Linked DNA regions of Homo sapiens: region 1 is linked to region 2. Evidence: chromatin loops called from intact Hi-C (ENCODE). Cell type or tissue: gastrocnemius medialis. All regions are shown on one strand. Links, peaks and the distances in the headings refer to the core of each region. The heading gives the core; the rest is flanking DNA.

The links. Hi-C counts contacts between places; a loop is a spot of excess contacts. Peaks named below come from ENCODE experiments on the same cell type or tissue, not always from the same donor. Only the 100,000 strongest peaks of a DNase experiment are listed, where the experiment ranks them.
Region 1: a loop joins it to region 2, with 9 times the contacts of the local background. A loop is called at or near these places in 28 of 110 quality-filtered maps.

Annotation. Positions count from the first base shown.
Region 1 is chr21:30,728,560-30,736,909 of GRCh38, reverse strand. No RefSeq gene overlaps it. Among named protein-coding and RNA genes, the nearest start is that of KRTAP21-3, 14 kb to the right of the region's middle. In gastrocnemius medialis, for the core only: no CTCF peak of the experiment used is centred there; no DNase peak of the experiment used is centred there.
Region 2 is chr21:30,438,971-30,447,320 of GRCh38, reverse strand. KRTAP15-1 (keratin associated protein 15-1) reads right to left here and starts at 7,046. Exons shown (of 1, transcript NM_181623.3): 1 at 6,452-7,046. The coding sequence starts at 6,993. The coding sequence ends at 6,580. The region is part of intron 3 of LOC105372772 (a long non-coding RNA gene); the gene reads left to right. In gastrocnemius medialis, for the core only: no CTCF peak of the experiment used is centred there; no DNase peak of the experiment used is centred there.

The DNA of each region.
Region 1 (8,350 bases), core at 177-8,176, 290 kb before region 2:
TTTTGAATTAAAATTTTCTATAAAGACATTAAATCCTGAAAGTAGAACAACCAATTTAGGAAAACTAATTTTTGCAATCTTGGCATGAGGCAAGGGAAATGAATTTTCATTGGGAAATAATTGTAACTAAAATGAAAGAAGGGCTCCAAAATAGAAAAAAACAAAAAACAAAACAGTATTCCTTAAATATTTGCAATATTCTAATTGTGGCAAATGCTGACAAGCAAGGATTTGAAAATAAGTCTGAAAATTACTACTTGGGATATTCTGAAGACAGGAGAAGCAGTACCAGTAATCAGAATGTTAAATTTACTGTAAGATCAAGAGATATAAAATGCGACTGGGATGTAAATCAATGCAATTAGACATTGCAACACTATTACAAATTTATCATGAAAATTTGTCATTGAGGACATGTTTTGAGATGAGTAGATTTCTACTGCAGAAATGCACACATTTTTCTAAGATTAATATTATGTGGCAAACAAAACACAGATATCCTTGATTAAAGTGAAAATCTTCATAACAACAATAGCTGTTTTCTGAAAATTGATATGTGCCATCCTTTTTCAAAATTCTGAAGATTGTAAGTGACATGTAAGCTTCAAATATTGGCTCAGATTGCATATTTAGGTGAGAAAAAGTCTTTGATAGAGTTAAATAATTCTTACCTTGAAATATTTGAAATAAAATACAATAGAAGAAAATTGTTTAAATATAATAAAGGATTTTAACCAAATAGCAAAAGCAGCATGTTTTTATCTACTTCAGCCAAATAATAAAGCAATTTTAGTTATTATTAAGAAGCAGACAGGGTTAGCAGCTGCCAACATCATTATCAAGTGCAAAGAGAGAAGAAAATAAAATAATAGGCAAAAACATTGGAAAAAAGAAATGATCTTTTTGATTATATCTTTGTGTGCAAAGAAAACTCAAGCTATTAAAGTAAAACAAATATAGCAAAATTAATCAGAAAATTTGTAAGATGTATGAACACCAGAAAAATAAGTTTAAAAAGATTTTCTGCTTACCTACATTTAGAAATGGAGATGATTCTGATAATGTGCTATAACTATACAATGCTCAGGAAAAGCTAGAAAGAAAGTTTCAAAGACTTATTCAATTTGCACAATACTATAATAGAATATCTTATGAAAGAAAATAAAAAGCTGAAGAAATGGAAATGCAGATGTAATCTTGACCGGAAAGATCTATCATAAAATTTAAATCTTCTAAATTGATACGTAAATTAAGACATCTACTGGATTCTTTATTCAATAAAATTATTCAAAATGTGCATAAAATACATTATCAGGACTCAAGGGAAAATTTTCTCTCATGAGAAATGAGAATATTGTTTTGGTTTAAGAATAGAAAAATAAAAAGGAATATAAACAAGAATTTAGAAACACATCTGAGTACTTTTGAGAATATAACATAAGGTAAACTTCATAGTACAACATGGTGAAAAAAAATTATTTGAGAAATAGTGCCAATACAACTGACCGTCCATCTAGAAAACAATAAAAGTGGATCTTCAGTTAAACTATCTGTAAAAAGTATTGCAGAAATATTAACAGTTTAAGTATAAAAAGTGAAGTGAAAAAACAAACAAAGCAAAATGAAAATTAAAAAAGCCCTCTGCAAAAAAGAAAAACCAAGGGAGTACACATACACATCCACACACAACACAGTCACAAATGCACACACATTATACACACACACGTCCATATACACACACACAATGGAGACCTCTATCATGAACAGAAACCCAGAGACGAATGGGGATAATACAGGAATATTAATGTCTTAATATATAGAAAGTTATATAACTCAATAGAAAAATAGGCAGATGATTATAAGTAGACATTCTATGTAAGAGAAGTACAATAGTCCAAACATATTAAGATATTCAAATCCACTCGTAGTTAGGAAAATTCAAAATAAAAAAATCCATACTATTTTAATTTTATTTATCATCAGACAGGTAACAGTTTTTACGGTTGTTGCTGGCAGAGAGGTGTGGAAACCAACCAGCGTGCTTGTGCAGTGCTGGTGAAAGTGATGCCTCTGGCTCCTGTTGAGTCTGTGGGGTAGGAGTCTTCTCTTGACGTCCATACAGTTCTAGTTGCTCTGGCTATAGACTATCTAGTGACCTAAGGTGCCAGTTATTTTTATCCCAGATTGTGAATTCCAACACATTCTGTATATTTGACTTCATCTTCTTATATATAGTTTCCTTCTTTGTCCTTGCATGTAAATACTCTTCCTCTCCATACAAGTTTGAGAGTCACTTTCAAACATTTTATTGTTAAGTACTTGCAAATCAATGAAAAGATTTCAGTTTTTAGAATTTATACCTTATTTTTGGAAGACATAAAAACTCAGACACTCAGAAAAAAAACCACTTGTATTTGTTGATTCTGCATTGTTGTGATCATAATATTCTAAGAATAGGAGCTTAGAATGAGATTTCTAATAAAGTTTCCTTTGTGATAGGAAGTCTGCTTTTTGTATATCTTAGAACATTTATTGGTTGTAATCCAATGAATGATTACCTTTTATAACATAATCATTTATTGGTTGTAAGCCAATAATAGGTTACCTTTTATAAGCGAATCAACTACAGTATTGCTTATTTGGTTTTAGGTAAAATTAAGCATCTATTCACAAACATTTCAAAATTTCTGGTTAGTTCTTGACACTTCAAAGTGGACACACATCTGCATCCACAGCAGGTTTTACAGCAGGAGACACAGTGTGTTTTGCTATTTGTTGTGCTTTGATTTTTATATTGGCAGCTTTTGTGATAAGAAATAATGGCTTATAGACACCTTTAGTATGGTGATGAAGAGAGACTGCAGTAGCAATAACATGATTTGAAATATTCGCCCTCAGAAGCCTAGCGAATTGCCTCAAGCAAATATTTCTAAATCTAAGGTCTTTTACAAGTTTCCTGGGTTTTACCATTGATTTTTAAATTCCATTTAGTACAAATTGCATAATTAGTAACAATTTTACCTAAGCCAATCAGCCTTTTCCACAAATATATAGATATCTGTATTTTTGTGAAGTAAGTCATTTATTTTTAAAATATCTTTGGCATAGTTGGAGCTATTTCAAAGCACCGAAGGAAAGGAAAAGGAAAAAATTCAGAATAAGATGGTGGTGAAATTGCAGGTTTTAATCCAGATATGGAGATGGAATGGATTCGGGTATTTCCCAGATTAACAAAAAAGACTTAATGAAAGATAGTAACCTTGAATGAACTTTCCCAAAAAGAATAAAAAACACACCACAGCATGGGACTGTTGTAAATGTTTTGCAACAACAAAGAAGATTAATATATTACTAAAAACATACACAGAACAATATTTCTGAAAATGATTTACACTAGGAACCAGAAGAAAAATTTAGAATGTATTGCTTAATACCAAAAAAAAATTAAGAAGATCAACTCAATACCAAATTAAATAAGTCACTATATTGAGATAAGAAAAGGTATTGGTAGAATTAGAAAATAAAGTGAGGGAAGAAATAATATCAGAAAAGATTTTAAAGTGAAGAAAGAAAGAAAATAATATGAATAAAAATGTATCAGTGATAGAGGATAGACATGAAAAATATAATATTGAATCCAACAAATAGTCATGGTGAACAAAGTGACCAGAAGGTGGTAGCATCCAATTAGATGTTGTCCAGAAGATGACGGCACTCCAAAACAAGCATAACAGGTATCTTCAATGAAAACAATTGAAAAAAAAAAGAAACAAAAACATTAAATGGTACAGTAGGTGAAAATTTTATTAAATTGAAAAAATTAAATCTACTGATAACAAGAGTTGTCAATGTTCATCAAGATAAATGAAAAGCAGAAACAACAAAACATAACTTACCAGGATTATTGAACTTCATGAATAAACCGAAACCTACATGGGACTAGGGAGAGCCATCTAAAGAGAACAGTAACAATTCTGTCCTTTTCTTCCATAGCTAGGAAATCAGAAGGAAATAGAATATCAACTACAATATCTTGAGGAAAAGAGTTGCTACATCAAGAATTTTAACCTTACCCCAATATTGTTCATAGATTGAGATAACATTAAATTATTTTCAAATATGCAAACCTCCAGGAAGGATTACTAATGTAACTTGGAAAATGGAAAAACAAAGCAAGGTAAAACAATTAAAAAAACCCCAAAACTACTTGAAGATATACACTACTCAACTGAAGGTTGAATAGGAACAAATAATTGATAAATAGGAGAGTTTTGGTTCCAAGGGGTAATGTTAAGTATTAAAACCATTTAAACATACAGTTTAGTATAGATAATTAACATATGTCTAAAACCTAAAGAAATAAATTAAGTGCTAAGAGTAAAAATAATTAGAAAACTAGGAAAATGTTCAGTGAATATAACAATAAAAATAAAGGTAATTTGGGGATGTCGGAAATAGAAGAAACCCAGACTATAAAACAAAATAGAGAAAATAAAGGACACAAAAAGGAAGGATGTAAAACAAAATGTTATATTAAGAGACAGAAGTAAGATACAAATATACATGACAAATTTAGCTTTTCAAATAAATACATAAATTGAGTAAATACAAAAGCAAACTACAAATACTATTACATAATTTCTATGAGACTCACATGTAAAAATAAATCAGAAGTTAAAAATTAAATGTGAAGATTAGTTATCAAATGGAACAAATATAAAAATGTTTGCAAATTTAATATGAAACTTTAAATAAATGTAACATGTTTAAACAATTACAAAGGAGGCTTATATTTTACTGAAATGTAACTCAACAAGTGACATAGTATTGAAATCTATAAAGTCAAAACCAAAGTAAATGTTGTATCTAGAGATATTGGCAGAAAATCAGTACTAGTGTGAAACTAATTGCCTCCTTTAGTCCTTAAAAGATTACATTGAACACAGATAAATGAATGGGAAATTAAAAAGATTTCAAAACTATGTAATAAACTCCATGCACTACAGAAAATCACCTTCTTTTAAGCACTTGTAAGGTTTTTTTTTTTAATTGAACATCAATATATTCCAAAAGATAGAATTAGTGTAGGTTATAGACACTGGGAACAATATTAGAAAGCTAGAAATAAATAACAGAAGAAAAATAGTGTTAAAAAATGTGAGAATAAACAATTTTGTAGTCAAAGAAGAAAATAAATTAAAATTTAATAAGCAAGGAGACTGCATATAAAAACCTCTGGTATATTGCCAAAGCTGTATTTACAGGAAAGTTATAGAATTAAGCGCCTTTATTACATTCTTATTATATAAATGTAAAAATGGAACAAAAAGCTACTGAATTTGAAAATTTATATAAAGAAAAAATAGACAAAAAAAGCAGGAGAAAATAATTTTAGCTAAAATTAATGAATAGAAAACTGAAAAGCAGTATAAAGTATAATAAATCCAAGAGCTTTTTGTACCTTGGTGATAAATATCTAAGTGGTTTTTCAAAGAAGGAAAAAAACAGGCAAGCACACAAATTAGGGATAAATAAGAAGACAAAGCCAGCTGACACAGAAGTCAAAGCTATTGGGTAATACTTTCTATTGATTTATGTTAAAAATGTTAAAATCTAGAAAAATGTATTTTCTCCAGGAAGACCTAAATTGCTGAATGTTGCTAAAATAGATAGGAAATATATGTAGTTTAGTATCTATGAAATTCTTGAGGAAATTGTTCTACACCTACCCCTAAAAGCTATCCAGATAGCTTCAAAGACTTCAAGGAAGAGACAATTCTGAAGAGTTTGAGTAATCTATAGATCACAGGAAAAGGTAGGAAAGCTTCCAAACTTGTGAAACTGAGCACATAAATAATACTTTCATTTTGATTATATAGGCAAAAAGGTAAAATGTTATAGAAAACAGTTGTATTTTACATATAGTTACAATTATATTTCAAAAGACCCTTCACTAAGTAGTGCTCATTCTAAAACTGCTGGGAGAGTGCATATTGTGAATTCACATGATTAGTTTAAAGAAGATGAAAAGTATTCATTCATGTTGCAAAGACTTTTTTAATTGATGAACTGTTAATCCATTTTGGATGTTAGTTAAAACTAATTTTTTTTATACTTTAATTTCTGGGATACATGTGCAGAACGTGAATGTTTGTTGCATAGGTATACATGTGCCATGGTTGTTAGCTGCACCCATCAACCTATCATGTACAATAGGTATTTCTCCTAATGCTATTCCTCCCCTAGTCCCCAAGCCCCGACAGGCCCTGGTATGTGACGTTCCCCTCCCTGCGTCCATGTGTTCTCATTGTTCAGCTCCCACTTGTGAGTCAGAACATGTGGTGTGTTTTTCTGTCCTGTGTTAGTTTGCTGAGAATGATGGTTTCCAGCTTCATCCATGTTCCTGCAAAGGACATGAACTCATTCTTTTTTATGGCTGCATAGTATTCCATGGTGTATATGTGACACATTTTCTTTATCCAGTCTATCATTGATGGGCATTTGAGTTGGTTTCAAGTCTTTGCTATTGTGAATAGTGCTGTAATACACATACTTGCGCATGTGTCTTTATAGTAGAATGATTTATAATCCTTTGGGTATATACCCAGTAATGGGATTGCTGGATCAAATGGTATTTCTAGTTCTAGATCCTTGAGGAATTGCCACACTATCTTCCACAATGGTTGAACTAATTTACACTCCCACCAACGGTGTAAAAGCGTTCCTATTTCCCCACATTCTCTCCAGCATCTGTTGTTTCCTGATTTTTTAATGATTGCCGTTCTAACTGGCATGAGGTGGTATCTCACTGTGGTTTTGATTTGCATTTCTCTAATGACCAGTGATGATGAGCTATTTTTCATATGTTTGTTGGCAGCATAAATGTCTTCTTTTGAAAAGTGTCTTTTTATATCCTTCACCCACTTTTTGATGTTTTTTTTTTCTTGTAAATTTGTTTAAGCTCCTTGTATATTCTGGATATTAGCTCTTTGTCAGATGGGTAGATTGAAAAAACTTTCTCCCATTCTGTAGGATGCCTGTTAACTCTGATGACAGTTTCTTTTGCTATGCAGAAGTTCTTTAATTTAATTAGATCCCATTTGTCAATTTTGGCTTTTGTCGCCATTGCTTTTGATGTTTTAGTCATGAAGTCTTTGCCCATGCCTGTGTCCTGAATGGTATGGCCTAGATTTTTTTCTAGGGTTTTTATGGTTTTAGGTCTTATGTTTAAGTCTTTAATCCGTCTTGAGTTAATTTTTGTGTAAGGTGTAAGGAAGGGGTCCAGTTTCAGTTTTCTGCATATGGCTAGCCTGTTTTCCTAACACCATTAATTAAATAGGGAATCCTTTCCCCGTTGCTTGTTTTTGTCAGGTTTGTCAAAGATCAGATGGTTGTAAACGTGTGGCATCATTTCTGAGGCCTCTGTTCTGTTCCATTGGTCTATGTATCTGTTTTGGTACCAGTACCATGCTGTGTTGTTTACTGTAGCCTTGTGGTGTACTTTGAAGTCACGTAGTGTGATGCCTCCATCTTTGTTCTTTTTGCTGAGGATTGTCCTGGCTATATACTCTCTTTTTTGGTTCCATATGAAATTTAAAGTAGTTTTTTCTAATTCTGTGAAGAAAGTCAATGGTAGCTTGATGGGGGTAGCATTGAATCTATAAATTACTTTGGGCAGTATGGCCATTTTCACGATACTGATTCTTCCTATCCATGAGCCTGGAAGGTTTTTCCGTTTGTTTGTGTCCTCTCTGATTTCCTTGAGCAGTGGTTTGTAGTTCTGTTTGAAGAGGTCCTTCACATCCCTTTTAAGTTGTATTCCTAGGTATTTTATTCTCTTTGTAGCAATTGTGAATGGGAGTTTACTATGATTTGGCTCTCTGTCTATTATTGGTGTATAGAAATGCTTGTGATTTTTGCACATTGATTTTTGTATCCTGAGACTTTGCTGAAGTTCCTTATCACTTTAAAGAGTTTTTGGGCTGAGACGATGCAGTTTTCCAAATGTACAATCACGTCATCTCCAGACAGACACAATTTGACTTCTTCTCTTCCTATTTGGATACTCTTTATTTTTTTCTCTTGCCTGATTGCCCCGGGCAGAACTTCCAACACTATGTTGAATAGGAGTGGTGAGAGAGGGCATTCTTGTCTTTTGCCAGTTTTCAAAGGGAATGCTTCCAGCTTTTGCCCATTCAGTATGATATCGGCTGCTGGTTTGTCATAAAGAGCTCTTATTATTTTGAGATACATTCCATCAATACCTAGTTTATTGAGTGCTTTTAGCATGAAGTGTGTTGAATTTTATCCAAGGCTTTTTCTGTATCTATTGAGATAATCATGTGGTTTT
Region 2 (8,350 bases), core at 64-8,063:
CCGACTTCTCTGGAGGGGTTGCAAAGAAAAAATACACCTCAAAGTAATTGATGGGATAGGGAGGAAAGGGGAAACTTGTCTTTTCCTGTTCTAGCATCTCCTGTTACCACTGATCAGGTTCACTGTAAGGGTAATTCAACCACATTTCCGGTTGAAGCATGTTTTGGGGAAGCACTCAGGAAGTCAGACTCCATACTCCATCCAGGTGTAGTATTTCATCAAACTCTGAAAGTGCTGGGGGAACCCTGAGTAGAGGGCCCATAGGCTAAGAAAGTGAGAGAAAGAAGGCTGTGGTGGTGAACAACTTCTATGACCTAACAAGATCACTGGAAAATCCTGAAAGTATTTATACATAGATAAAAATAAATACACAAAATATATTTGCAATAAATTGCTTTACGTATATAGGGACAAGTGTATTACCTTCATAATGTCAAAAAATCTATTAAAATCATTTCTGTGCCTGATTATTTTAGTTTTCTTTAACTACCAAGTCATACTTTTAAAAATGTGAATTCTATTTCTAATTTTAAAGTTAAACAACAGATACCTTAAAAATTAATCAATACAACATTCTCACTTAACAAATAAGGAAACTGAGGCTCAAGGAGATAAGATAATTTGCCCAAGTTTACATAGGGAATGATGGATTCAGCTCTAGAAGTTGTCTCTAGGCTGCCAATTCAATATTCTATTCTCTCTTCATCTTTCTACATAATTGAAAAGAGTTGCTTTTTCATTGAAACACAGACAGCTGACTTAATGGTCCTTCAGAAATGGCAAAACAGAGGGAATCTGGAACTCAGGTAGTCAGATATTTTCTTCTGCATCTTAGGCTATGAGTATCTTCCCTTGAGCCAAAGCTAAAGGTATGAGGCAAGTTTCTGGACAAAATAACATGTTGTAGATGACACCAGTCAGAAAAGCAAAGGATCCTTCACAGACTGGAGTGTAAATAGGAGACATCCCTTTAGGGAAAGACTGAGATAAACATTTGACAATGTGGCTATGAGCTTCAGTGCTCTGTAAGTACAGAATGGCAAAATCTGTTCATCAATTTCCTCCCTAATTCATTAACTAGCCATTTATCATGTCAGAGAAATATAAAAAGTTAATAAGACAATCTCCTAGTTATGAGCACATGTTCCAGAGGTAAACCAAATGTGGTTGCAGCCTCCATCACTTGGCCGCATTGTTTTGCTGGAAAGTATATTTAACCTGCCTGTGCTGCAATTTCTTCATCTGTAAAATGGAGGTTATACTAGAACTTGCCTTACAGCATTGATTGGAGATTAAATGATTCACACTGTGCACTTGCTATATAATAATAAATACTGGATATTATTCATATTATTATAATTTGTGAAACCTAGAAGGAGTTCTGTTTATTCATCACAAAACTCAACACTCTCAGTCAAATGGAAAAACTTTGAGAATCTGTGAAACATTTTGTTGATGTTTGTTCACTTCAAATTTTAAAAGAACACAGTAGCCATTTATTCTGATGTTGAGGCTCCAGTTGATGCTACAAAGTGTAGATGAAGCCAAAGAAAAGAAGTGAGAAGAATTAACTGATGTTCCTTTATTATAGTTACCAGAAATTGGAGCATTATGGTAACAATTTTGAAGCAAGTTCCATCATGTTAAAGCAAAGGTTGGTAAACTTTTTTATTTTTTTCTGAAAGGGGCTAGATGGTGAATATTTAAGGCCTTAAGGGACATATGGTCTCTGTCTGAACCACTCAACTCTTCCACTGTAGCATGAAAGTCAGAATAGACCATATGTAAATGGATGCTTGTGGCTGTGTTCCGATCAATTTCATATATAGAAACAGGTAGTAGCTGGATTTGGCCCACCAGCCATCATTTTTCAACTCCTGATCTAGAAGAAAAGCTCTGTAGAAAATCATTTATTCTGTGACAGTATGGTTATATTCACCATGATTCTTTATTTGTGAATATCCAGGGTATTTCATATAGGAGTGTAGTTACTCATGTCACTTTCTCATTATTGAGCTTATATAATGAGCTTTCTTTTATCTTTATGTAAAATAATTTTACAGGTGCTTTTCACATAAGTCACAAATTTGGTAGAGTCCCCAAAGCTGAGGGCAAATATTGGTAAATGACAATAAATCCCAGTCCTAGTCACATTCCCATGATTAGAGATGGCCTTGACAGCTTTACAGCTTTCCTGAGCCTTATACCCCTTGAGTGCAATTTAGACATTCATAAAAGAACGAGGTTTACTCTGAAATAAGTTTTATTCTTGTGGGATAATACTACCCATGTGACACACAAAGAGAAATACATATATCCCTGGCTTCCCTCTCTTTGGGAAGGGAGAGAAGGTGATGAGGCCCATTCATAGACAGTGTGGTGGCTGGCTAGAATGACAGAAGGTAGTCTCATTCTCTATAATAAGAATGTTTTATATTATAGGAACTCAACAAATGTTTGTTCAATGAATCCCTAACTGAAAATAACATTTTCTAAAGCAATTATATGATCAAATGCTCTATGATGGGATATAAATCTCTCAAGACATGAAATGTCATGTTTCAACTCCTCTCTCAACTCCATTTTCTTTCCAGAAAAAAAAAAAGAAGAAGAAACACATAAAGCTAAGAAAACAAGCTTACCTAATGAAAATAGTAATAAGTACAGGATGCATTTACTAAAAGTGTCACACTAATAAAAGAAAATGACATGTCTCTGGAATTGTTTGCCCACCAAGAAGACAAGGCAGAAAATTGAGTATTTCTGTATCTCCTGGAGTTTTGAGACTATACTAGCATACTCTTAAAGCAGTGAGCCATTAGAATTAGCTGGGTGGAAGACACCTGCTCTAGGACCAAATCACACTTCCATGGGCAGTGCTGTGAGTGTGTGTTTCCTATGGGCCAAGAGGGCCACCTCCAGGACAAATGGATTCTAGCAGAAGAAAGCTGGCTGGGATGGAGCCCTAGCAGGAGGGAACTCGGGATGAGGATACAGGGAGAAGTCATGGAAGGGTGTGCTAACTCTGTCAGGCAATATTCAGTTCAGGGATTCCAGGGAGAATGGGCTGGGGTGGGAATAAGATGGTTTCTAGAAAACACACCAAAGTCTCCACTAGGAAAAGAACCAATATTCAGACACCTGTGGTGTCTTAGTCAGTTCAGACTAAGATACCATATACTGGGAGACTCAAACAAGAGAAATTTATTTTTCACAGTTCTGGAGGCTGGGAAGTACAAGATCAAAGTACTGTCCGATTTGGTTTTTAGAGATGGTTCTCCTCCTGGTTTGCAGATGACCACCTTCTCTCTGTGTCCTCACGTAGCAGAGAGCACAGAGACCAGAAGCAAACCTCTTGTGTCTTTTCTTATAAAGGCACTAGTTTCCACATGAAGGTTCCATTTTCATAAGCTAATTACCTCCCAAAGGCCTCTTCTCCAAATACCATTGCATTGGGAATTAGGATTTTAACATATGAATTTGGAGGAAGGGCACAAACATTACATGCTCAGTTCAGAGTGCATAATAACAGAGGATATTCAATGGCAAAGATTGGGTCCTAGCTAAATGCACAAACCTTAATGTCCCTATTGAAAAACCTGTAAGATCACCAGAAAATCTGCTAAGACGAAATGAAGTATATTTGAGCTCCCTGCCACAAAGAAGAATGCTACTGTAAGTCTTGTCTGTGTTTCCACAGGGAGGTGTTAGAAATGAGATTCTGGGCTGAGCTGGTTCAAGGTGGGTCTTTCAGAGAGGAAGCTGACATGAGTTTCTTGATACATAAACTGTTGCTTAATTAGGGAACTGTTTATTCAGGTCTTTGGGCTATTGGCTCCAACAAATTAATCTATAGGAATTTCCTGAAGCATGCAGTGAAATGAGCTATTGGTTGTTATTATCTCTTCCCAGTAAAAGTTTTCAGAGGCAAACAACAAAGTCCATGTTGACACAGGTGGCCTAAAGCATCATGTTGAGGAAGATGGCCCTGGTTGTCATTTTCTTTCCTCCCATTGTGTATGTTTGAATCAAAGGGAAACAAGGAGCAGTACATTGATGGAAGGCAAGGTGGAGTATGGAAATTTAAAAAAAAAAAAAATCTTCTTTAAACCACTGGTGGCCTTTGGAAACACATGACAGGCCTAAACTGAGGGGAAAGGGAGAAGCTTTTATTGTGGCTGTAAGACTGGTTTTGTAATTATGCAACTTTGGATTACTAACGTGAAATGAAAATTTTTCTTAATATCTTAATGTGATCATAGATCTACCCATTGTGTTGTTCAGGGATTCAGGGAAGCTAGAGCTCTAAATTCAAGTGTGAAGTTCAGTGGTGTTAAAAAAAAATGAAGCAGTTTCCTAATTGTGTCCTGAGTCCTGTCTGCTTAATGCATCAATTAAAATCAAAGATAACCATCTAATAATTCTTGATTTTCTCTTACTCAGTAGTAGGGTTAGATTTTCATTCAGTGGGTCCTCTATAGGGTCTGACATAATAATTGACATTTTGATCAAAGTAAGAAAAACATGAAAAATTCCAAGTTATTATTTATTATTTTACCACTGTTTATCAGTGCTGAGCTTACTTAGGATCAGAATAAATATCATGAAGATGGAAGCTATGCAAATGTACCTCTTAAATCTTCTGCTTCAGGGAGCATTACTGACTGATTGACAGCTACAGCAGTTGGTCTTTGAATCTACCATCACTTCTGTGCCAAGGTTGTGCTGTCATCCATTCTTGTTAGTAAATACTCTTGGCAAGGATGCTAAGGCAGGCCCATTTTGGTGATATGTAAGGCTCCTTTGATGGGTGACTTGCCAAAACTTTCTTAGAATTGCCCTAAAGGAGTTTCTTTTTTTTTCTTATCTTTTCTTTTCTTTTCTTTTTTTTTTTTTGAGACGGAGTCTCGCTCTGTCGCCCAGGCCGGAGTGCAGTGGCACTGTCTTGGCTCACTGCAAGCTCTGCCTCCCGGGTTCACGCCATTCTCCTGCCTCAGCCTCCCGAGTAGCTGGGACTACAGGCACCCGCCACCAGGCCCGGCTAATTTTTTGTATTTTTAGTAGAGACGGGGTTTCACCGTGTTAGCCAGGGTGGTCTCGATCTCCTGACCTCGCGATCCACCCGCCTCGGCCTCCCAAAGCGCTGGGATCACAGGCATGAGCCACCACGCCCGATGGGGAGTTTCTTAAAGAAGTTTCTTCTAGACCAAACTTAGTTCCCTCTGTCCTTCACTGAGGCTAGACATACTCCACAGTAGTATGGCTCTCCCAGACCTCTCCAACTACCTCCCCATTATCTATCACTGGCATTTTCACCAATAAATCTTTTTTATGTTTAATCCCATTTGGCAGCTGCTTTTCAAGGGACTGCAATGGACACAATAGATCAGTAAGATTTGTTATTCTAAAATTAAGTGTAACTTATTTACTCTATTTTCAATAATGGGTTTATATTATTTTCTCTGAGTGTTTTTGAAGTTCTTCTTTGTGTTCCCACTGAATCTTGTCTTCACCCCATTATTCCATTTGCCATATAAGTTATAATTGTATTTGTGGGAACTTCCTGAAGCAGAGAATTTGTGTCTTTGTTCAGCGTAATGCTTGGTATATAATAGGACCTCAATAAATTTTTTTTCAATGAAAGACTAAAACAAAATTTTCTGAAGCAAATATATAAAAAATGCACTTATGAGGGGATTTAAATCTCTTAAAACATGTGATAGGTTATATATTTAAATTTTCTTTGCACTTTGTTTTCTATTCAACAAAATATCAATAAAACATATGAAACAAACAAAAAGTGTACCTAAGGAAGACAGTTGAAGATATGGGATGAATTCACTAAATGTATCATTTTTACTTATTTATTTATTTATTTTTTGACACAGAGTCCCACTTTGTTGCCCAGGCTGGAGTGTAGTGGCATGATCTCAGCTGACTACAACCTCCGTCTCTCAGATTCAAGTGATTCGCCTGCCTCAGCCTCCTGAGTAGCTGGGATTATAGGTGCACACCAGGCCTTGCTAATTTTTGTATTTTTAGTAGAAATGGGTTTTCACTGTGTTGGCCAGGATGGCCTCAAACTCTTGACCTAAAGTGATCCGCCAGCCTCAGTCTCCCAAAGTGCTGGGATTACAGGTGTGAGCCATCATGCCCAGCCTAAGTGTATTGTATTAACAAAATAAAATGGAATGCCAGAATTCATGCCAAAGAAATAAGCTTATTTAAAATATTGTAACTATTTGAAATATATTTGAGTGGAAGAGTTCTGGGAAAATAATGAGAGAAGGATTTTAGAAAGATGATAACAGAAATGATCCTGAGCATTGGCACAAAAATTGAAATTCAAGATATATCTCCTGTCAGATTTAGGAAGGGTCCTAGGTCAAGATTAATTTGTCCGTGTTCAATCATATACTTCCAAGAGGGCTAGGATGCTGAGTCCTACTGATGTAGATGGTCAACAATCACAGATATTGGACAGGCTGAGTGTTGCAGTTCCATAGAGTACAGAAATAATCATGAGAGAATGGAGAATATTCAGTAAGATGATCCAAAAAGGCGAGACCCAAAGGCTGGTTAGTAACAAGTTGCCTGGAAATTCCTGGATGAAAAGGTAGTTGGGTGGTAGAAGCTGGACCCACAGTCCAGAGATTGGAAGCCAGTGCTTCCACAACCAAGAGATCCAAGGCCAGTGTTTCCACATCCAAGGGATCTTATGTAGTTAGTCTGGCGGGGACTGCAGAAGATGGAATTCTTTGGGCAGTAACAGGATGTCTGATAGGATCTGGCCAAAGTGCAGGATGTCTGGCAGCTGGTGGGCTCACAGTAGGTCTCCTGACAGCCATTGTAGAGAGAGGAGCCCAGTTGGCAGGTATTTGGAGAATAGATGGCATTGCTGGGGTAGAACAAATTATAAGTGGAAACTGGATACCTCAGGTAACTTCCAAAACAGCAGGAGGAGAAGTTTCCAGAGCTGCAGTTGTAAGACATGTTAACAGGAGTTCTGAGCTCAGGTGATTTGCAGTGAGGAGCGTGTGTGTGTGAATGTTACCTTCTATACTGGACACTGACATACTCTAGCAATAGGTGTAGTCACAAGTGCCCATTCTAATGAGAACACTTAATTAGGCTGCAGTCAAAATGAAATATATTAACACTCAAAGAATTTTATTTATGAACGTAGACTTCTACATGAAAGAATTTCATTAGTTTTTCAAAGCAATTGTTCATGAAACAAAAATGCCATTTCTCATTCATCTTGCTTAGGTAGAATGAAAACCACCATAATTGTACCTATAAGACTGATGCTTCAAAGGGTCGGGCGCGGAGGCTCACACTTGTAATTCCAGCACTTTGGGAGGCTGAGGCAGGCATATCACGAGGTCAGGAGTTCCAGACCAGCCTGACCAACATGGTGAAACTCCGTCTCTACTAAAAATACAAAAATTAGCCGGGCATGGTGGTGGGCGGCTGTAATCCCAGCTACTCAGGAGGCTGAGGCAGGAGAATTGCTTGAACCCGGGAGGCGGAGTTTGCAGTGAGCCGAGATCGTACCACTGCACTCCAGCCTGGGAGACAGAGCAAGATTCCATCTCCAAAACAAACAAACAAACAAAGAAACAAAAAAACAAAGAAAAAAACTTGATGCTTCATTCATCCTGTCCTTCTAGAAATTGGATCAAACGGCTAAGACACTGAGAGTTCTGGTATTTGTAAAGATCTGAAAAATACCTTGTAATCTGGAAGGGACTTTGATCTTGCTCCAATTTTATAAATTCAATTGAGAACAGAAAAAAAATTTCAATATCTATTCCTTCTTTCAATTCTTTGAACCATTAGAAGAAATAACCCAATAACAATCCTTATTTGGTAGACATGCTAAATGAGTGCCTAACATATTTAAGTTTAGATTTCTTATAACACAAGTAGCTAAGTCACTCTTGTGCACATGAAGAGTTAAGAATGAAGGGTGAAATTTTTGAACAAGTGCTTTGAAGTTTACATTGTAAAACTACTAAAGAAATCCCTTACTCAAAGGTTGATTTGCTTCTTCATAGAAGTCATCAATAAGTTTGATTATAAAAAACCGTTTATCCCCATAAGGTATAAGTAATTTTTGGTCATGTTGATGTTACTGAGAGGAAAATAATAAGCACTATAAGTAAAATGTAAATCGTTAATCTTTTCCTTTCTTTTCTCTCAGAGGGTGACATTTTTACCAGAGAGGGAAAAGAAAAGCAAGAAATGAGGGAAATGTCTATCCCATGTAGTATTCACAGAAAGATAAAATATGTAAAGAATTCATAGTAACAAATGACTTTATAAATTGAAATAAAGGGGTGGGAAG